Linked DNA regions of Homo sapiens: region 1 is linked to region 2. Evidence: read pairs that join two places in POLR2A ChIA-PET (ENCODE). Cell type or tissue: GM12878. All regions are shown on one strand. Links, peaks and the distances in the headings refer to the core of each region. The heading gives the core; the rest is flanking DNA. Region 1 has its middle 45 kb from the start of CAMK2D. Region 2 overlaps ARSJ (arylsulfatase family member J).

Region 1 (12,105 bases), core at 3,109-5,608, 91 kb after region 2:
CTTACTTTGCATGTCTTCTCTCATTTACTCTTCACAACGATTCAATAGGGTAGATGCTATTATAATTTTTATTTCTCTTTCGGAGATAAAGAAATAGGTTCAGGAGTTGGAGTTCCTTGTATAGAGTTCACACACCAGTAAATAATCATTCTAATATTCTCACAAAGGGTCTTTTGGTTGGCCGGTTGGTTGGTTGCTCGGGTGGATGATTGTTTTTCTTCAGCAAGTAATTTAAGTGTTAGAACTATGTATATTTTGAATGATACTTCAACTATCCCTTTCTCAACAAGAATGAATGTCTGGAGGGGCCCTATTTTTCTTCATATATAAAATGAAAGAAATGAAAAATCATATAATTTAATGGATATTAAATTGCAATAGCATATTGAGCATCATATGGACCAAAAGCACAAATTTACTCTGAATTTATTATTATTATCCAATTAGTATCAGAATCTTCTGAAATGTTCCAAAAATCAAAATGAAGATAATAATGCTGCCTATGCCCAATCCCTAATGTAAATTTGCTGTACAAAGGAAAATTTTTAATATTACATTTATTAGAAATCAAAATACTGAGTTAAAGAACATCGTCAGCCTAATCAGAGTTTGGGGTTGGGTAGGTTTTTTTTGTTGTTGTTATAGTTTTTTGTGTTTGTATAAAACTGTCCCCAGGAAGAATAGAAAGAAAATGATAGAGAACTAGAAAACATTAAGAGAAACCAATAATTTAAAGCACATCTTGCCACAACTCTTGTAACTAATCAAAGCAGGAAAAGCTCCCTGTTCTCTCTTGCTGCTTTGTGGGAATATTAATGTTCTGTCTGGTTTCTATGCAATTTTGCCATGCCTACTTGCCTACTTGAGCACATATCCATCCTTTAATTGACAGAGGAATATTTAAGCATTGAAAAAAAAGTAAGAAAACCCAGACCTGGAGCGACATGCTCATCCCTGGGAGAAACGGGATGTATTTTGTGAGAACTGATGTTTCAATTGCAGCATTGTTCAGACTTCAGTCAGTCTCATTCCAACAAGAGGCAGAAAATCAATGATTGAATGTTGTAACTTTTCACTTCAGAGCACAAGTTGTGTTTTTATTACTAGTGTACCAAAAGTCTTAATTTTTAAATGCTGACAAATTGTCTGCATCAATAGAACTACGATTCAACTTAATTTATAAATGTATATAACAGATAGGCTTCAATGTTCTAATGCTGCTTTCCACACAGTTTGTTAAATATAAAAGCATCTAGAAAGCATTGATCTTGTGGGATCTCCTCTGGCATTGTGATCTCTTCCTTGCTTACATGTAACACTTAAACAGTTTAGTGTTTGCTAATTGTTCCTGAAATATCACCAGCATTTATTCATATTTCTTGTATCATTGAGATGAAAGAAAGCAAACAGTCTATGACACCCTGTTTGCAAATAGCCTGGTCATAGTCTTCCTCTAGAAGGAACTATTGGTTCTTTTCTAAAAGGCATCATATGATTCATCATTTAGATTTCCTATGTTGAACTTTATTCTTGCTAGGTTTCCTCAAAAAAATGTCACAAGAAACTAGGAAGCAGAAGGTGTGAAAGGGAAGCTCAGAGAATTCTGTCATCATGAATACAGACTACTCTGCCATGGGATGATTTTCTAAATCAGATGGGTTTCTGAAGTTGGCAGAATGTTACCTAATCTTTAGTGAAACCACCTAAAGAGCTATGTTTGAGATGTTCCCTATTTTCAAGAACTTTGATATTCTTGTCATCTTATATCCAAAAGAAGTATAAAAGGAAATATAATGAATTGGTTCTTCAAAGAGACATTTTTAGATTTTATATAATAGAATAGGTAGAATAAAAAAGCATTTAAGGAGAAGTCCTGATTATATAACACTAAGTTGCTTTGCCAGCTATCTCCCTGAAATGCATTTTTCTAACACATTTGTTCCAAAACACTTTCCACACAATAAGTATTCATTTCAACCAATGTGGCGATGACTCTGTGGTTTATGTATGATGTAAGCATTCCAGAGTCCTTTCCAAAGTACTAATTTGACTCATAAAAACATTTTATTTTAAGTAGTTTTCAAAGAATAAAGGTTTGATTCTTGATTTTTGCTTCTAACAACTAGCATGTTTAAAATGTGTTCAAAACGCAACAATCAAATATTTTAACCTCTGAGGTTTTTTCTTCTTGCAAATTTCTTACTTAATTCAGATCACAAATAATAACATAATAAAGAAGTGTGTTAAAATATTGACCAAGGCAAAAGAGCCATCTTTTGTTAGACGAGGATAAAGAATTAAGCAATACTTTTTAAAGCTAATAAATAGTGCTTTTTATCTCTCAATTTTAAAAAGTATCCAGTTAAATGGCTTTGTTATTTAAATTAAGAAAAATGATGGCACACAAAAAGGGAAAAATGTCTTTAGTCGACAAAATGTTGGCTCATTTTGTTCATCAAGTTATTCCTTTCATGGCAATGAACAAAGGGAAATTTGGATTATTGAAGTGAGGGTTTTAAACAAACACACAGTGGAAAATGGGAGGATAAGGAATTTCTGACTCTCAATATTTGCTAACTTAAAATTTTAAATATAGGAAAACACTTCAACAATACTGACAGAGTTACCATCAACCGTGTATAATTTCTGCAAAATCATTCACCATCAAAATGCAATGCTTCTCCTAATGCTAGTATTCATTTCCAGAATGCAATTTGATTCAGAATATAATAATGCAAGAAAATAAATGATGAAGAAAGATACACACACACACACACACAAACACGCATACACACACACACACTCACACACACATACTCCTAAGGAGTGCAGTTCCTTGAAACAAGATTCCTGACAGTCAATACATTTCACATTATCCAATATCTCATAAATCTTCATCCAACTAATTCCTTCAATACTGAGAAGTAAAAAAATATATAGTAAAAAATGTTTGCACATTGTTGCAAATCATACTAAACATTTGCCAAAAAAAATCTGTAGGTCGGGAACTGCTGTTAATATCAAGATAATCACTACTAATGAGGTGATTATTCAGTGCCATTATAATGAGAACTGCTGTAATTTGGATATTATGCTTACCATTTCTCAAAACTATCAAAAGGTTTTCTGTTATGTATTACTCTAAAGGCAGAAAAGATCTTTTCTTTTTTCTCAAAAAAGAGTCACAAAGAATTATGTAAAAAAAATTTTTTAAAGGAATAAATTAGAATGTATTTTTAAACTTGGAATCTGTAACAATTATACCTAACAGTAGTAATTCGGACACTATGCTCTGAGTTCTGATTCATGTAATAATTTATTCTGACATATAATAGTTTTTCCTAAATTCACCCACCTTAAGACCTTTTTTCAAAGCACTTGAGTGAAAAAATATATATTCCCTGGAATGTTATGCTTCTTGGTGGCTTTCATAACTACTACTCTCTTTTCAAGGGAAACACGGGGAAAAATTGCATCTGCAAATTTGGTGTGGCAGATGAGACACTTTTGTGCCCAGGAAATGCCTCACTAAGATTATGCTAGTTTGGGGAATGGCCAAGTTTCTGATGGGGTGATGAGCATGGTGTACTTCCCCTAGGCGGGTACTCTGGTGATGTGACATTTCGCCATCAGCCCCACTTCAGAGCATGACCCGGAATGGAGAAAACTAGGGCTGTCCAGGCTTACAGTAAGCAGCATTCCTGTCTTTCAGCAGCAAGCTTTCTTCCTTCACTCTAACGCCTTTTTCTATTGCCCTTTTAAAGGGCAACACAGGAGGCAAAATGTTGCCATCATTGTTAGCTGGTAGCTATGAGAAAAGTTTTTTTTTAGTTTTTTTTTTTCTTTGAGAAGGGGTTTTTTTGTTTTTTTTTTTTGTTTTTTTTTTTTTGCTCTTTTGATTGGAGTTATTTAGGTCACGTCTAAATTGGATAATGGAAGCCAACATTTTGGTGATAAACTGTGGAGATACATATATATATATACATACACACATATAATTTTAAAAAAATTTTTTTACACAACCATCCTTAGAAAAACAGTTTAGTGAAGGCAAAAATTTTATCTCTACCTTTTTAGGGTTTTCAGCTGGGCCTGAGAATTAATTGACATAAGATAGATAACAGGAGAAAAGTATACACATTTACTGAGTATAAATTTTAGTTTTACATGACATGGAAGCCATCATGTGGAAATAAAGACCCAAAGAAGGAGTTAGAGTTGAATGCTTCTATATTGAATTGGACACTGAGTAGTAAATTACGAAAATGTGACAAGATGAAGGACTTGGGCTAGGGTAGTTAATGGTGAAAAGGGAACTAGGAAGATAAGGGTTAGTTTAACAAGGTTTGTTTGTACAGATTTTTCTCAACTCTGAGTCCCCATCTCTGCTAATGAGAATGTTATTTTCTTTCTAGAATGATGAGAATATCTTCTATATGGGAGTTCTGTCTCCTGCTTTTAGGGAAAAAAAAGGGGAGGTCAGAGTGACCTTCTTGTACTTGCTGTTTTTTAGGTGCCTTTAGCTCAAAATAATCCTCACGCCAAAGTGGCTTATTTTGGAGTGGCATATTATTACACACTTAAAAAAATCAATTTCATTTTATTTCCCTATATTTCAAAATCAAACAGATACTAGATGCACATATATATGAATACTGGTAAAATTATAAATGCAAGTAATATATTCAACTTAGACTATCACTTTAAATTGGCCTTTGGTTTAAGAAATAATTCAGATACATATAGTTCATTTAGTTTTTTAGCCATGTCCTTTTAAATTTGAAGTACTTTATGCTTTCTTCAAAATTAATAAATCCTATGAAAAAAGACAGAAGACCTTAAAGTCTCAGATAAATTTTAACTTAGAAATTTATGTATATGTGTCCAATTTCTTACATGATGAAATGAAATAAATGTGGAAGATATAATCATTAATGGCACATGTATGGCAGAACATAGAATCATTACAGTAAGAAATAATTTGCTATCTAAACTCTAAAACATATGTAGTCAGAGTTGAAATTTGCAATCCAGACATCACAAATAGTCTACAATTATCATTTTTAGCATCCTTGTATTTTTAGCTTTGGGTAAACTATAAACACATTTCAACTTCATGTTGCACTGCATGACAGTGGGCACATAAAGACATGATAACTTGCTGAACTCCTTCCTCAGAGAATATACTCCTATTCATGGCCCCTTTTTCTAGGTACCGTCCCATCCAACTATTCCTGGGCATCTCATACAGCCTTATTTCTGTCACTTACTCCACCACCCAGATCTCAGCTTTTATTCCAGTGTTGGACTCTGACTGAAGGGCATCCAGTCTATTGGCTGAGTGACACCAATCAGATTATCTCACAAGAATTTAAATGAGAGACAGAAATTGTGATTTGTCCGCAGAGCAGCCAATATCCTAAACCAAAGGAACAATTCCATCAACTTCCTTGCTGCAATCCTGGCTTCCAGCACATTTGTAGTAAGTTTCTGCTAGTTAATTTACTTTAACATGCTTTTAGTTAGAGATTTTTTAAAAAAATGAACATTGCATGTATCAAAGCTTATATTATACAAATTGCATGCAATAGTAGTCCTGAGTTTGCTACAGGGGAAAAATGGGTAACCTAAAATGATGCATCTCACTGAATATGCTATAACATGAGGGGAAAAGTTAGATACCAGAAATATTCACCAAATTTGAAAATGTGAAGATTTAGAGACTTAAATCAAAGAGAGGTAGAATCTAATTCTTATCCATAATGATAAATTAAGCTAGTAAAGAGTAGAAAAGCTGGTAAGGATGATGTAAATTTCCTCAAAAACCTTCTAGGGGGGGAAATACAAAAGAATACATTTTTTCACTTGTAAATATGTTGTATTGAGATTGAGTTAACAATTTTTGGGATCCTGCTCTGAAGTGAGTGCTTTTAGAGGTAAAAGTTTTAAAGAGAACAAAATTAAAGCTTAAAGAAGTGTGGTGACTTTCTCATCATCTCAAAGCTAGTAAGAATAGAACTGAGATTCATTTTCTATTTCCTGACTTCAGGTCCAATATTTCAATGTTCTTTCTATTTTTCTTACAGTGATCTAGAAAGCTGTGAGGCAGTGACAGACTATGTAATTTTTTTCCTTTTTGGTAGTAAAAACCTATTATCAGCTGTCACATAGCTTTATAGAGCAGATGAAAACATTTCTTTAAATGAGCCTAATACCCTTGTTTTATACTGAGAAAAATTAGATTTACAGATGTCAATTGATCTGTCCCTGTGGACACAGTTAGACAATGGTCAAGATTACAGGCCAAGTGTCAGACTTGTAGTCCACTACCTCCCATTCATCTAATTAACACAATACTAGTTATTGATGTTGACATGGACTTTTAATTCTTTTAAGACAGTGTGGATATAGGTGTCATACATCTGATTGATCACTTACTCTAATGCATTAGGTATAATCACAGTAAATAAAACATATAGAAGATACACACTCCCTTCTTAATTATGTCACACATAAAAGAAATATTGACATTTGACAATAAAATGCAAATGAATTGACTGGCTCCTTTATTCTGTGCTTAACTAGACTTAAGATAGCTGCAACAGAGCAGGTTTTCATTGCTGCCATCTCAGACCCTATATCAGGAACAGAGTTGGGTCTGTCCTTATTCTTAGGATGCTCTCCAGATCCTAATAATTACATACATAGTCTTGTCATCTTTGTTCAGATAAAACGCCCTATGCAAATAGGAGTCTTAAATTGCTGGCCATTATATAGTTTTATTCTTCAGTTAAACCAGATTATAAATTTTCATATAGGAAGAGAGAGTTGTAGAGATGCTATAAAATCAGGTTCCTGAATTATAATTATCTGGTATTCTAATTTAAAATTTTTATTTTCTGAGATATTTAAAATGTAATGAAACATCACCAGCACCTAGTTTTTTGCCTATAAATTATTTTTTTATAATAACATCTTCTTATAATCACCTATTACTTCTGCACAAAAGATATTATACTGTTCTAGTCATTGTAATCATTTCCATGCCCCATCCATATATTTGCATTGGTAAATTTATTAAGAAGTTTGTTCTCAGAGCTCAGATCTATATAATTGTCAATAAAAGCTTGTGTAACCTAAAATTCATTTTATAATATTCACTCCATTTAATTTTTGGACCTTTAACATTTTAGATTTAAAAAATACATATCCAATTCCATTAATCAGACTTTTAAATATTTTTAAATAAGTGTTAATATTTTCAAATAAATATACAGCTCAATGAATTATCACAAAGTGTAAATAGCCATGTAACCACCATCAGGATCAAGAAATAGACCAACTCCAAAATCCCAGAATCCCCCTTTCCTCCTCGTCAAGGTGTATTGCTATCCTGATTTCCAACACCAGAGATTTATTCTTACCTCTTTTTGAGCTGTATAAATAAAATCATACAGAATATATTATTTTATGTCTGGCTTCTGCCACTCAGGATTATGTTTGTAGGGTAATGTGTTGTTTTGAGTAGCAGTAGTTTAATCTTTTTTCATTGCTGTAGCATATTTATTTTCCCATTTTACTTTGGTAGACATTTGAATTGTTTCCAGTTTTGGGCTATTAAAATTATACTGCTATGGACATCTTAATGTATTTATTTTGGTGCACATATGTTCCATTTCTGCTCGTTGTAAACCTAGGATTTCTGGGTCATTGGTAAACATGTGTTCACCATTAGTAAATAATGCCCAAAGAGTCTTCAAAAGTGATTTCACTAAAGTACAATCCTATGAGTTTACATTATTGCCAATTGATATGGTTTGGATTTGGGTCCCCACCCAAATCTCATGTTGAATTGTGAAACTTAATGTTGGAGGAGGGAACTAGTGGGAGATGACTGGATTATGGGGACAGATTTTTCCCTCACTGTTCTCATGATAGTGAGTTCTCACAAGATCTAGTTGTTTAAAAGTGTGTAGCACCTCCTCCTTCACTCTCTTTCTTCTGGCTGGGGCCATGTAAGATGTGCCAGCTTCACTTTCTGCCATGATTGTAAGTTTCCTGAGGCCTCCCCAGCCATGCTTTCTGTACAGCCCGTGGAACCGTGAGCCAATTAAACCTCTTTTCTTCATAAATTACCCAGTTTCAGGCATTTCTTTATAACAGTGTGAGAATGGACTAATAAGCCAATGCTTAAGATTGTCAGTCTAATTTTGTTTAATTTTAATCATTCTTTAGGTGTGTTGTTTTGATTTTTCTGATTACCAATGAGGTTAATCTACCTTTTTTATCTATTTATTTGCCACTAGGATATCGTCTTATGAAGTACCTGTTCATTTCCCCGGCCTATTTTTTTTATTGGCCTGTCTTTTCTTATTCATTTGTAAGAAGTTCATTACAGATTCTGGATACCTGTTTCCTGTCCGTTGTAAATGTTGTAAATATTGCCTCCACTTTGTCTTTTCACTTCCTAGTGGTGTCTTTTGATTAACAGAAGGTTTAAATTTTTTGTGGTCCAATTTAACCATCTTTCCATGGTGTTGCTTTAGAGAAATCTTTGCCGATCTCAAATTCAAATTCGTGAAATTTCTTCCTAAGCTTTCCTCTAAAAGATTATTGCATTAAAATTCACATTTAGATTACAAACTAATGTTTGTGTATGCTGTGATTCACTTTGTTTCATATGAATATCCAATTAACCCAGTACCATTTACTGAAAATGGTACCATAACCCAGTACCATTTTCTTCATTGCCCTGAAGCACTACCATCATTAAAAATCAAGTGACTATGTGTGTGTTGGTCTGTTTTTTAGACTTGTACCTTTGGTTTACTTGGCTAACCTTGCACCAATACCACATTGTAGGTTTATGATCTTCACATTAAATGTAAATCCTCCAAATTATTATCCTTCTTCCAGGTAATCTTGGCCATTCTGGGACCTTTTCATTTCCATGTAAATTTTATAACAGTTGATGATCAATTTGCACAAACATACACACACACTCAAAAAGCATTCAAATTAAGATTTGGAATGAATTGTATCAATTCGAACAATTTAATTGATTTGGAATCAATTTAATTGTTTTGCTATAAAACAATTTAAGAAGAATTAGCTTTTTTACAATATAGTCGTTGAAACTATGAGCATGGTATATCACTCCTCTTATGATTGTCCTCTTGAAGTTGGTAGTTTGCTGATCATAGGCATTTCATATTTCATGATAGGTGTTTGATTTCTTATGCCACTCTGAATAATGTTGTACTCTTATTTTCTAAATATTTGTTGCTGGAAATTTAAATTCATTTAATTTTTTAAATTTTTTGAACAAACAAAATTTATGTATTAATTTCTAGTATTTATGGGTAGGATTTATATGAAATATTTATCTACACAATCCTGTCATCCTTCTACATTTGCTTTTTTCTAATCTACAAATACAAATAGTACATTCATGTTTGGGATGACCTCTTAAAGTACAACCTAGCTCATTTTGAAAAAAAATCTTATTAATATTGATTCTTTGACTTGTTCCAGTGCTTCCTCAGATCATTTAAACTTATTTTTTTATTACCATAGGAGTGCAATGTATTGCAATGTAAATACTCTGGACTTTGAAATCAATAAGATAACAATTTTGACTCCAGTTCCTAAATGTACTACTCATTTTGCTTAAAAATGTTACTAAAACTCTGAGTATTTCTTCACGTATAACTGGGCACATGGTGAGCAACCTCTAAGATAACCCCCAGTGATCCCCACCTTCTGCTATTCATGACTTTGTGTAATACCCTTCTCTTGAGTGCAGGCTGGAATTAGTAACTCACTTCTAACTAACAGCATATGCAGAAATGATTGTTACTTTCAAGGTTATGTTAAAAAGAGACTGTAGCTTCCATCTTGATGCCCTGTGTTGCTGCCCATTCACTCATTCTGAGGAAAGCAGCCACTCTCTTATGAACTGCCCTATGGAGAAATTCATGTGGCTGTGAACTGAAGGAGGCTACCAGCCACCAGCCAGTGAGGAATTGAGACCTTAGTCCAAAAGCCTATGGAGGACTGAGTCCTGCCAACAGTCACACAAACGAACTTGAAATTGAATCTCCTCCAGTCAAGCCTTCAGATGAGAACACTGCCCTGTCTGCCATCTCGATTACAGTCTTGTTAAAGACTTTATGGCAGAGGCACCCAGGTAAGCCACCCATAGATGCCTAACACACAGAAACCAGGAAATAATAAATGTTTTGTTAAGATACTAAATGTCGGGACGATTTATTCCACAGTAATAAATTACTAATAATATACAGAGTATATCCACCACAGACTATATGACCCTCAACAAGCATTCAGCATTCAATATTTCTAGTTAGTTTATAAATGAACAATTTTTATTGATCTTGTACAATATATACAATTCAATTAAAAATGCTTCAAGTGACCAGGCATGGTGGCTCATGCCTGTAACCCCAGCACTTTGCAAGGTCAAGGCAGGAGGATTGCTAGAATCCAAGGGTTAAAGACTAGCCTGAGCAATATAGTGAGATCCTTTATCTCTCTATATATTTTTTAATGCTTAAGATAATTCGATAAGTAATATCTCTGACCTCCAGAAGTGCTGAAGTGATCCTCTTAACATCTATACTTTTAAATACTAGAGGAACTAGAAATACCTGAGATAGAAGGAATCTTATAAATTTTAAAAGAATGAACTGCTCTATCAGCTTTGGGTGACCACTCCAATCTCACTACTGGATTCATTTTGTTGTGGTGTATAACACAAGAAAATTTCCCCCAAAATTAGCAGTAAATGGACTGTTCTTTAAATTTCATTGCAAATTTTTCCTATCACAAATCAACTGTAGAATGCAAATCAATCATGACTTCAGTATAAAACCTGATTAGTAGTAACTATAAAGATAGAAACTCATAGTTTCTTCAGGCTGTCATTCTTTTTATACAACTTAATGTCATAGTTATTTTCCCATCAAACCATTGACTATTACATTTCAATTTAATTCCATTGGTATGACATACAGTTTGCAGTTTCTTTCCATCATATCTTCCCCCAAAGAATTGTGGTCTCATCATGCCTTTATATAGATTTTTTCCTTCCTTAAGCAATGTTTCTAAAATAGAATGGCTTTTTAACATTATTTATAAGTACCCACTTTTCTAAACTGTTTGAAGATATTTTTCATTTCTAATTAAATTTCTAGAATAACACTGACAAAAGATAGTATTTAATGTATGTAATTCATTCAAGAATTCTTTGGATGTTAGCAGGCATACAGTCCCTAAGAGCATAATATAAAGGTGATGAAAAAAACTGGGAAGGAAAAATAAATAAGCAAATGAGCCAAACTGCATACTACTACAAATATTTATTGCAATGATTAAGATGCTTATATTCTGAATCATAAAACATAGCCATTAAGCTTTATGGAAATAATCCTGCATAAAGCTCTGTATATCTTCTTACATTTTCATAATTGATGGAAAAATATCATCTAAAATGAAAACTAACAATAAGTTCATAAATCATTCAGTGTTTCCTTTGCCATGCTTTGGGCTAATCATTCATAGAAAGCAACAGATATGTAATGCCTGGTATGTCCAGGGTAACAAATACAAAATATATCTCTTACTTTTATGCCTTCATTTTCATACTTTTGAATTAGATGGCTCCAATGCTAGCATAAATTTTTAAAAATATATCCATCATGCTTCAGACTCTTTCTTAATTATGGCCTGTGGGCCAGTCATCAACAACATTTTTCTTTCCTAGAACATAAGAGGTCTGGATTTTGCATGTCTTTCCTAGAACAGGGAAGCCTGTCTGCCAGCCAATCAGAACCTGCCAGTGGACTCAGTAAGCAGGCCTATTATTTGAATGCTTAGCTTTTCATTACACTAGCTATAAAACAAGAAACATCAAGACAAATAAGAACTTGGATTGGCTGCTAGATTTACTACCCAGCTGCTAAAGAAACCATCAGGATTCACTATATTTCACCATGTTAGCAAGAAACATCAGTCACATTAACAGCCATCTTTAAAAGCAGAGTGAAGCATAACTTACCAGTTCTATCAACGAGCCCTTTAGCTGAA
Region 2 (12,105 bases), core at 3,864-6,363:
TGAACTATTGTTTTACAATCAAACAGGAGATTTTTCTCTAATTTTTCCTTGTATTTTTAGTACTTAAGAGTTAGCTTGAAATAAATGATCTCAGGAAACTAGGAGCTAATGATTTAGAAGGCCCCTAGGTTAAAAGCAATAATAATAATAACACTCTGATTCCGTATATCTTTTCTCTTACCTTGTCAGTTTTCAGTCATGTAATTAAGAGATTAAAGTGTATTCAAATTAATTCCACTATAAGAACTTTAAAAGACTTTGAGGCTGGGCACAGTGGCTTCGCACCTGTAATCGCAGCACTTTGGGAGGCCAAGGCAGGTAGATCACTTGAGGTCAGGAGTTCGAGACTAGCCTGGCCAACATGGTGAAACCCTGTCTCTACTAAAAATACAAAAAAAAAAAAAATCTGGGCATGTTGGTGCATGCCTGTAATCCCAGCTACTGGGGAGGCTGAGGCAGGAGAATCGCTTGAACCTGGGAGGTGAAAGTTGCAGTGAGCCGAGATCACGCCACTGCACTCCACCCTGGGTGACGACTAAGACTCCGTCTCAAAAAGACTTTCGAGATAAGTGGCAAAATTTTACTTTCAAAAGTACTGGCTTAGATTGAAATGCATTTCAAATGTTAAATAGGAAGTTAATTAGAGTAAGACTTGTGAGTAAAGAGCAGAAATGCTGAATTGGTCATTTATCATTGGGGTCAATTATAATTTAACAATGATGCCCATAGAAACATTTTTTAATTTAGGGATCATTGTTTTATGTAGAATATCTCTTTTATCCTGCCCTGATAACAATTTTTTTCTCTTTTCTTAAGGTATCAGATACACACCGGACTTCAACATTCTATCATAAGACCTACCCAACCCAACTGTTTACCTCTGGACAATGCCACCCTACCTCAGAAACTGAAGGAGGTTGGATATTCAACGCATATGGTCGGAAAATGGCACTTGGGTTTTTACAGAAAAGAATGCATGCCCACCAGAAGAGGATTTGATACCTTTTTTGGTTCCCTTTTGGGAAGTGGGGATTACTATACACACTACAAATGTGACAGTCCTGGGATGTGTGGCTATGACTTGTATGAAAACGACAATGCTGCCTGGGACTATGACAATGGCATATACTCCACACAGATGTACACTCAGAGAGTACAGCAAATCTTAGCTTCCCATAACCCCACAAAGCCTATATTTTTATATATTGCCTATCAAGCTGTTCATTCACCACTGCAAGCTCCTGGCAGGTATTTCGAACACTACCGATCCATTATCAACATAAACAGGAGGAGATATGCTGCCATGCTTTCCTGCTTAGATGAAGCAATCAACAACGTGACATTGGCTCTAAAGACTTATGGTTTCTATAACAACAGCATTATCATTTACTCTTCAGATAATGGTGGCCAGCCTACGGCAGGAGGGAGTAACTGGCCTCTCAGAGGTAGCAAAGGAACATATTGGGAAGGAGGGATCCGGGCTGTAGGCTTTGTGCATAGCCCACTTCTGAAAAACAAGGGAACAGTGTGTAAGGAACTTGTGCACATCACTGACTGGTACCCCACTCTCATTTCACTGGCTGAAGGACAGATTGATGAGGACATTCAACTAGATGGCTATGATATCTGGGAGACCATAAGTGAGGGTCTTCGCTCACCCCGAGTAGATATTTTGCATAACATTGACCCCATATACACCAAGGCAAAAAATGGCTCCTGGGCAGCAGGCTATGGGATCTGGAACACTGCAATCCAGTCAGCCATCAGAGTGCAGCACTGGAAATTGCTTACAGGAAATCCTGGCTACAGCGACTGGGTCCCCCCTCAGTCTTTCAGCAACCTGGGACCGAACCGGTGGCACAATGAACGGATCACCTTGTCAACTGGCAAAAGTGTATGGCTTTTCAACATCACAGCCGACCCATATGAGAGGGTGGACCTATCTAACAGGTATCCAGGAATCGTGAAGAAGCTCCTACGGAGGCTCTCACAGTTCAACAAAACTGCAGTGCCGGTCAGGTATCCCCCCAAAGACCCCAGAAGTAACCCTAGGCTCAATGGAGGGGTCTGGGGACCATGGTATAAAGAGGAAACCAAGAAAAAGAAGCCAAGCAAAAATCAGGCTGAGAAAAAGCAAAAGAAAAGCAAAAAAAAGAAGAAGAAACAGCAGAAAGCAGTCTCAGGTTCAACTTGCCATTCAGGTGTTACTTGTGGATAAGCACAAATATTTCCTGTTTGGTTAAACTTTAATCAGTTCTTATCTTTCATCTGTTTCCTAGGTAAACCAGCAAATTTGGCTCGATAATATCGCTGGCCTAAGCGTCAGGCTTGTTTTCATGCTGTGCCACTCCAGAGACTTCTGCCACCTGGCCGCCACACTGAAAACTGTCCTGCTCAGTGCCAAGGTGCTACTCTTGCAAGCCACACTTAGAGAGAGTGGAGATGTTTATTTCTCTTGCTCCTTTAGAAAACGTGGTGAGTCCTGAGTTCCACTGCTGTGCTTCAGTCAACTGACCAAACACTGCTTTGAATTATAGGAGGAGAACAATAACCTACCATCCGCAAGCATGCTAATTTGATGGAAGTTACAGGGTATACCATCCGCAAGCATGCTAATTTGATGGAAGTTACAGGGTAGCATGATTAAAACTACCTTTGATAAATTACAGTCAAAGATTGTGTCACCTCAAAGGCCTTGAAGAATATATTTTCTTGGTGAATTTTTGTATGTCTGTCATATGACACTTGGGTTTTTTAATTAATTCTATTTTATATATATATATATGTTTCTTTTCCTGTGAAAAGCTGTTTTTCTCACATGTGAACAGCTTGCACCTCATTTTACCATGCGTGAGGGAATGGCAAATAAGAATGTTTGAGCACACTGCCCACAATGAATGTAACTATTTTCTAAACACTTTACTAGAAGAACATTTCAGTATAAAAAACCTAATTTATTTTTACAGAAAAATATTTTGTTGTTTTTATAAAAAGTTATGCAAATGACTTTATTTTATTTTTATTTCCTGCATACCATTAGAATAATTTTATTTCATTTCTTCAAATTACCAAGCACTGTAATACTATAAATTAATGTAATACTGTGTGAATTCAGACTATAAAAAACATCATTCAGAAAACTTTATAATCGTCATTGTTCAACCAAGATTTTGAATGTAATAAGATGAATATATTCCTTACAAATTACTTGGAAATTCAATGTTTGTGCAGAGTTGAGACAACTTTATTGTTTCTATCATAAACTATTTATGTATCTTAATTATTAAAATGATTTACTTTATGGCACTAGAAAATTTACTGTGGCTTTTCTGATCTAACTTCTAGCTAAAATTGTATCATTGGTCCTAAAAAATAAAAATCTTTACTAATAGGCAATTGAAGGAATGGTTTGCTAACAACCACAGTAATATAATATGATTTTACAGATAGATGCTTCCCCTTGGCTATGACATGGAGAAAGATTTTCCCATAATAATAACTAACATTTATATTAGGTTGGTGCAAAACTAGTTGCGGTTTTTCCCATTAAAAGTAATAAACTTACTCTTATACAAAGTGGACACTGTGGGGAGATACAGAGAAATGGAAGATACGGATCCTGCCTGGAGTAGGTAACCTTGCTTGGAAACCCCACATGCAAACGTCATGAGGAGAATTAAAGGAGTATTATCAGTAATGAAGTTTATCATGGGTCATCAATGAGCATAGATTGGTGTGGATCCTGTAGACCCTGGTGTTTTCTTTGAAGTGCCCTCTCCTAATGCAGAGGCCTTGAAGCTTACAGTATACACTTGAAAAGTCACAGATAGCTAGAATTATGATCTTTGAAGTTATAACTGTGATCTGAAAATGTGTGTGGTGGTATGACAGCATACCATTAAATACATTTACATCACAGCTCAAAGGACTGTGATATAATCCATTTATATCACAACTCAAAGGACTGTGATATAATCCATTTATATCACAGCTCACAGTTTCTGAAAATGTATAAAAGAATCTATAATCTAGTACTGAAATTACTAAATTGGGTAAGATGATTTAAATGATTTTAATTTTAACATTTTATTTCTAGAATATATGGCTCCATTTTATTTTATAGTGTAAAGTTGTATTTCCTAAAGTTTGTGTTTTGTCGACAGTATCTTTTAAATGAGTCTTAAAAATAAAGGCATATTGTTCATGTTTTTCTTTCCTGGTGGCACATAAATGACATGTCTTAAAATAGATGGCATCTTATACATTTTTTAAAAATAGACATCTTTACACTAAAAAAGAGTTCTGAAGAAAGTAAGTTTGGGAGATGCTGGGTTAAAGAACGTCAAAGGAGTCACTTTAATGCAGGTTTTTCTTTTAGAGGAGTTTTTAAAATCTTAGCTTGTATTGTAACCCTGACAGAAGGAAAATGTTATACAGTATTTCATAATTTCACCACAAAACTGCTGTCTGTGGCACAATGCACAGGACTAGGGTTCTGAGGAACTATACTGTTATTGGAAACATAGTGTAAACATAGAATCTTCTAGAAGTTCCTAGAAAGACAAAAAAAGAAGCAAAGAGGCAAATTAGGATTAAGAAATACCAGTAGGCATCACCTATTGTGATGTAATTCTAAGTTCTCTATAAATGATTATAATCTTCTCAGTGAAAATAATTTAGCCCACAGTGTTCTACTGGAAATGGCTTCATGGATGTTGATCACTGTTTTAGAGAGTACCTGCCACCTGCCCAGGGCTCTAGGCAGGATGTGGTTTACAAGAAGTCTCAGTGTCTTGCCCTCAAGAAATTAAAATATAATCTAATAGTCATGTATAAGTCATGAACAAAAATGTTTCTAAAAATGCTGGCAGCAAATCACTAGGGATTTCAAGATGGCCAGGAAGGAAAACACTGTGTCCTTGAGTTTTGTGCCCTAATCACTGATGCCATGTTAATATGAGGAATTCATTCTCAGGTGTTAGCTTCCTAAACTGTGATCTTCAGGATGTGTTTCTAGGCTGCCTGTGGTTCTTTCAAGTGTCAACTGCACCTCTTTTAAACCTCTGATCTTTCTTAGGGTTTCAAAAGAAACTCTCATTAGCTTTGTCAGAAAATAATTTTTGAATATGGCTATGTTTCTGGGTTGAGAAGGGATATAAAAACTTTTTTCCAATGAAAACATCAACAACAAAAATATTTGTAGTACCTTTCAGCCAGTGAAAACATCTACCTCAGGTCTGTCAAATTTCAAGTCTAACTAAAGAACTTGTTTCATCTGTTTTTACATACTCTTTCTTCCTTTTTTCTAAAAATTGAATGGATATTTTTGTTTTCTTGACCAGACCCCTTTTAAAATTCTTAAGAACAGAGGAACACTGTCATTGATAGTTGAATAATAATACTTTTTTGTACTTTCAACATTCCTCTCTGAGAATATACCATATTAGTGCGCACATCTCCACATTATTTCTTTATATTACTGAACAGTATTTTATTATATAGATATGCCATTTTTTATCTTTTCACATGTTAATGGACACTTGGGTTGTTTCCAGGTTTAAGCTAATATAACTAAAAATGCTATGTATTTTCAAGTGCAGGTGTTTCTTGATTTTCTAAGGCACATGAATTTTGCATCAGGATCAGCTTCCTAAGCATTTTATTCATACCATTTTTGAACATACAAATTGTGAATTTGTCAGTAGCAGAATGTGTGATGTTGGCAGGAAAAAATTTCCTTGCCAAAAGCAGCACAATTCCTCTATGGTAAACTAATAGCTAAATTGTTTCTTCATACAATGACTTCATAGAATTCATTCATTCATTCAACAAATACTTGCTGAATCTTACTCTCTCAGGCAATGTTCTAGGATCTTGGGATATATCAGTGTATGAAATGAATAAAAATTCTTACCCTTGGGCAGGTTATCTTCTAGCTGAGTGAAGCAGACAATAAATAATAAACATAACTAATTATAACATTATATACCATATAAAGTAGTGTGAAAAAAGAGTAGATCAGGATAAGGGGAGGATTCATTCTACACCAAGTTTATCCATCCATTCTTTCAGCATTTGTTAAGTGCCCCATGTAATGGTGTGCATCGGGATGTGATGGCAAGTGACATCACGCAGAGTCCTTGCCTTCGGGTAGTGCCCCTACGTTCAGGTGGTAGTGCACATTCTCCTAGAAGATGCAGCCATGAACCCAATAATCAAACACTTCATCTCCACCATCCTCCCACCATGGCTACCCCACTTTCCTGCTTGATCTTTCTCATTAGCATTTAATATCCTTCAGAGTTTACTCACAAGTTTTCCTTGTTGTCTGTTTCATTCCCCTAGAATATAAACTTCTTAAGAAAAGTGACTTCTGTAAGTTCTGTTTACATATGCATGGCCAGTATATAAAATGATGTCCTACTTATACTTAGCACTCAATGTTTTTGAGTGAATACATAAGATAATCACATTTATCCATATGTTCAACCACATTTGCCTAAGTTTCCACTTTCTATTTCTGGTACAGGGATTTCATTGTTGAAAAATAGAACTAATCATCCTTAATACCTTTAACAGCAATGATATGAAATGCAGAAATTTCTAACACTATAAAAAACTAACTCTAATAATGTATAGTTATAGCAACAGGGTGTTACAGCAAAAGTGAAGCAAAAATTACACAAAATTGAGAGCAAATTTTATCTATCATCTTTATTACATAACAGGATAGAACATGATTATTCTAACACTACTTGGAATATTACAGAATACATTAGCTTAAATGAGTTCCCAGAAAAAAATAGATGAGGGCTTAAATTGTCAATAATTTTTTGTACCAAATCGTGAAAGGAAAAAAATATAATTAGAAAATAAACCTCTATGTCTTCATAGAATTATAAAGCCAAATGGAATATACCTCACATCCTTGGGTATTTTATTACAAACCTCTCCAATTTGGCAGAGCAGAAATTCTGCTTTTTTTAAAGATATATTTTTCTTAAATATTTTACTAGTCATAGCATCTCTATGAATTTGGTTGATTCATTGGTTAAACATGGTATTATTTAAAGCACAGAACCTGAATGTTGCCTTTGGGGATTAGGTAGATTTGAACATATTTATCTAACTTTCAATTTCATATCTATGATTTGAAATTGCCTTATGCTCAAATTTACTGCAATCCTATAACATTTTTTGTCAGATGTTTTATGCAATATTAGATAAAATCAATCCCAATAATTGAAAAACAAACAAGAGAATAACAAAGTCTTATTAGAAATGTCTACCTATCCACTCTTTGTAGAAATTCTTCAGCCAATAATAAGTAGAGAGCATCTTATTGCATAATCAAAGAAAAGTAAAATTTGTCTTTCAGTATAAAAATCCAAAAATAATTTTTAATATCACTTCGGTCATATTAATCTCTCTAGAAACAATGCTTTAAGAATTAAAGTTCTTCAACTTTGAGAATTATGAACAGGGAATACCTTCAGCTGACCTTCTAAATCCTAAACAACTGTGAGAAAAAAACCTTTTTATAACCAAGGTTTTTAAAAAACTCTTGATTTAATTTAGTATCTGAAACCATATTTTTTATGTCATCATCACCAGAATTTCCAGAGGCTCCCTTTGGGCAAATAGCGTTAAGTCCTCAGTCAGAGAGTTATTCTGTCTCTAAGGCAAATCCCACTAAAACTTATCTACCTGTAGCTATTCTTAATTAAATAATCCCCTCTAGCACCTATGAGGTGGGGAATTACAAGCATAAAAAGTCCTGCAATTATTTCTACTATACAGTCAGACATAGTAGCAACAAAACAATACAGTGTTTTACTAAACTTTTTTTTTTCTTTTCTCCAAGTTTTGCTCTAAGTCCTAACAGTTAACATAGTGTTTCAGAGATTAAGGTCACAGCTGCTGAGGAATCCTGCTCTCTCCCAGCTGGGAGCAATGGCGGCTGCAGTGGCAGTGGAGACTAGGTGAGGCGGGTGGGTGGAGAGGTTTTTCCCCTTACCTTTTTATTTGGCCCCTTGCCTCTGCACTTCTCAGCATCCTGGCTGTGCTAGGGCTATTTCTTTCTGAACTCATATGCAACCATAACTCCGCATTTTACTTTCTTGGCACCCTTCTCCATACCTGAGTCCCACATCCGTTTCTGCCACAGAACTAGGCACATTATACCTATGTCCAACAGAGGTATCAGCAAGTGAATTCCTCCCTTCCAAAGTTCTCCCAGCATAAAGCGATGAGTGTGTAGAGCTATCTCCGCCTTCTGGTGACGAGAAGGCCTGAGCCCCACCCCAAAACCTTCAAGGAGCTGAGATCAGAGTGGAAGTGAGCGATCAGGAAGCCAACAAAGTGTTCCCACCTGAGTAAGTGAGATACCGCTCCCTTCAGGTCCAAGCAGTTTAGCAGCTGCAATGTCCAAAGCCTGCTTCAGCTTTGGGAACTAATTAATCCTTTCTCTTTCTGCCTAGAAGAGAGAGCAGTGAACAAGGTAACTTCTATTCGGGACCTATCCAAAGCCTACCTTGGGTATTTCTTCTCTTACATAGAAGAGTGAACAACATAGATTTCTCACATTCTCTACCCACCCACCCAAAGCCCAACGTTGAGAATTCCTAGATCCTTTCTTCTCTTGCTAGGAAGAGAGGGCAAAAACTAAAAGCCTTCTCTAAAACCTAAAACCATTTGGGCTGCTTGTTCCAACCTACCCCCAGCCTTCGACCAACAATTGTCTTCCAATCTTTTCCATCTGTCTGCTGTTGGCTCTTGCTGTCTTCTTTCAAATCCTGTTAGCCTGGGGGCCATCCTCTATGTCTTTCAGAAAACCACGTTTCAAACAGGATCTCATGCTTGTCAGTAAACTTGGTAAGTTTTTATGATCTGTATTTATTCCTTGTTATCCTGAATGCAAGCATGAAGTTTCTGGAACTCAGAGTCATCATTGTTCATTACAGCAATAACTGCAGCAGTGTCGCACAGGTGATGCAAGGAGAGCCACATGTTTAGGACTACATGTACAGGGGTCGCATCATAGGAGAGGAAACCTAAAATTATGAATCTGGAAATATATATATATAAAATGTCCTCCCTCTCCTCCCTTCCTAAGAAACATTTGCTCCCTGGTCTTTTACAATCCTTTGGACTGTAAATGAATGTTCTGAAGAAAAGAGAGGGGAAAGTACCCCAAAATGCAAGCTGTTGGCTCTGACAGAAGTTTTATTACTCTTTAAGAACAGATAATTCCCTATCTAACACCCTTTAACATCCAAGCTTGTCCTTTAACCCAGGTGCCAGTAACATTTGTCAGAAAGTCCTAACTATGCAGAAACATGAGAATATTCACTTTCTGACATAGATCAGTGGTTGCAGATGGAAGTTGGAGCATGTACTGACAGAAAACAGGAATGAGGGAAACTTCAGGGTGAAGGAGGTACCTTAAAACTGAATCGTAGGGATGATTGCATAACTGCATAATGTACTAAAAAAATCCCTGAACTGTATAGTTACAATGGGCAACTGTATGACATGTAAATTATTCCTCAGAAAAGCTGCTAAATGCAAGCCACTGGCTAGAATAATTATTCACAGTAAATATAGCAAAAAGTCTCCAGAATATATAATGAACTCCTACAAATCAATAAGAGAAAATAATGGAAAGGATCCTCACAATAGGTGATACACAAATGCACAATAAATATATGAAAATGTGCTCAAAATCATTAGGCATTAGAGAAATGTAAATTAAAATCGTAATGCTATGCCACTACATTTATATCAGAAAGGCTAAAATGAAAAAGATAATACTAAGTGTTGGTAAGTATGTGGAACAACTGAGTGGGAGTGTTGGTGAGAGTGTAAACTAATATAACCACACCAGAAAACGTTTTGGCTGTATCAATGAAAGTTTAACATTTATATCCCTATAACCCAGAAATTTCATTCCTAGGAATATACCCTGGAGAAATGCTTGTATAGATATTCACCAAAAGTTATGTGAAGGTATAATTCATAGAAGCACTATTTATAGTATCCTAACACTGAAAAGCACCCTCAATTATTCATCAGCAAGAGAATGAGTAAATAAATTGTGATATTCTCATATAATGGAGTGTTATTCTATTGAGGGGAACGTGTTGAGGGGTTACTAGAAGGGGCACAAGTGGGGCTTCTGGGGTTCTGCTAATGTTTTTATCTCCGTGCTGCTTGTGGGTATATGTTCAGTTTTCTAAAATTCATTAAGCTATATAGCTAGAGTTTATGTACTTCCCTGTGTTTGTTATACTTCTCACCACTACCGGAGTGTATATATATATATATATATATATATATATATATATATATATACACACACACACACATATATATATATACACATATATATATACGTCTATATATATACATATATATACACATATATATATACATATATATACACATATATATACATATATATACACATATATATATACATATATATATACATATATGACATAGCAATTCCACTCCCAGATATTTGCCCAAATCCAGGAATAAAACTAATACATGCCTAGCAGAGTGTCTTGCACACAATTAACATGAAACACAGAACAAAAAGGCCTAATTTACCCACTCTATGTTTCTTTTTCTTTTTTTTTTTAAATCATATTAACCAACATGCAGAAATTCCTGGGACCTAAATATCCAACCCCAATACATGTTTAGATGACTACCAGCAGGGGTCATGCTAACAGGTTTGTTTCAACAGGTTGAAGCTGAATGTAATTAATTTTATAATTTTTAATAGTTCAAATCCAGTTTTTTAAAATTAAATTATGAAACAAAGGTGATGTGAATAATCATATTGAATGGTAAGTGCAATAAAATCTGCATATGCATTGAATTCAGAATTGAGTCATGTCCAATATTACAGTCTAACCTCAATTCCTATCAAATAAATTAAAAAATAGTTGGTCCCATATTTATGGCTTTCTGATTATAGGGTCTTCTATGGAGGTAACATTATTCCCCTTGAATTCTTCTCTATTGTTCTTATCTTTGCAGTGACTATCCTTGTCTGTCTCTGCGTTGCTCCACTCCACCCCATCCCTATTTCCTCTGCCTATTCACCTCTCCCTGCTTCTCTGGCTCTTTTCTCTTTGTCATCTTTATTTTCCCTCCTCCCTCGTTCAGTAATTATAATCTCTTTAATATTTTTAAAAACCAAACTCATATGTTGAAATTAATAAATTAGAGTCTCTGTACCTATCATTAAACAAATCTTTGGGCAAACTTTTATACTAGGATGCATATTTCCACATAGCCACTTATATTCCAACCTAATCTAAGAGTGAAAATGACTGTTGACCAGAAATTAATACTTTTACCAATAGTCAAAAATAGTGATCATATTTCAACAATAGATAACTTTATTTACTATTGCCAGAAAGATTCATAATTATCTTTGTGTGTATATATTTAATTATAATCACACTTGATTGGATTACAGTTTCCAAGAACTAATTATGGCTGTTAGTGGCTATTAAATAAGAAAATGTGTTTGCAGCTCAAACATTTGTCTTGTTATGTTTCCTAGTGGAAAAAGGCATATACTGACAGGATGCCAATTTGTTTTAAGTGAATTCATGTTACTACCCTGCACAATAAAATAATATACAAGGCTGTGCTTTGTGAATTATGAGTTATATTAGTGAATATCATTTTCTGATTGCCTGCATTTTTCCTATTTTATATACATGATCATTTTTGTAAGTAAAATTAATATAAAATTTAAATACTTGTGAATAAAGAGATGTAGCACTGTTTTCTATCAAACTACACTAATCCTTTCAAGCAAAAAGTAGTTTATTAAATCATATTCCACTAATTTTAAGGTGTTGATGCATTTGTCATATTACCTAATTAACACTGTGTTATGGGAGAATTTTTGTAGCATATATTTTGAATTATTATTATTATTTTTTTTTTTTTTTTTTTGAGACGGAGTCTCGCTCTGTCGCCCAGGCCGGACTGCGGACTGCAGTGGCGCAATCTCGGCTCACTGCAAGCTCCGCTTCCCGGGTTCACGCCATTCTCCTGCCTCAGCCTCCCGAGTAGCTG

What was found. Peaks named below come from ENCODE experiments on the same cell type or tissue, not always from the same donor. Only the 100,000 strongest peaks of a DNase experiment are listed, where the experiment ranks them.
Region 1: POLR2A ChIA-PET joins it to region 2 with 10 read pairs; 2 of 35 experiments call an interaction of 5 or more read pairs at or near these places.

The regions. Positions count from the first base shown.
Region 1 is chr4:113,800,983-113,813,087 of GRCh38, reverse strand. No RefSeq gene overlaps it. Among named protein-coding and RNA genes, the nearest start is that of CAMK2D, 45 kb to the right of the region's middle. In GM12878, for the core only: no CTCF peak of the experiment used is centred there; no DNase peak of the experiment used is centred there.
Region 2 is chr4:113,892,387-113,904,491 of GRCh38, reverse strand. ARSJ (arylsulfatase family member J) reads left to right here. Exons shown (of 2, transcript NM_024590.4): 2 at 817-4,208. The coding sequence ends at 2,218. Among named protein-coding and RNA genes, the nearest start is that of ARSJ, 81 kb to the left of the region's middle. In GM12878, for the core only: no CTCF peak of the experiment used is centred there; a DNase peak (open chromatin) is centred at 4,881; H3K27ac peaks cover 1,341 bases.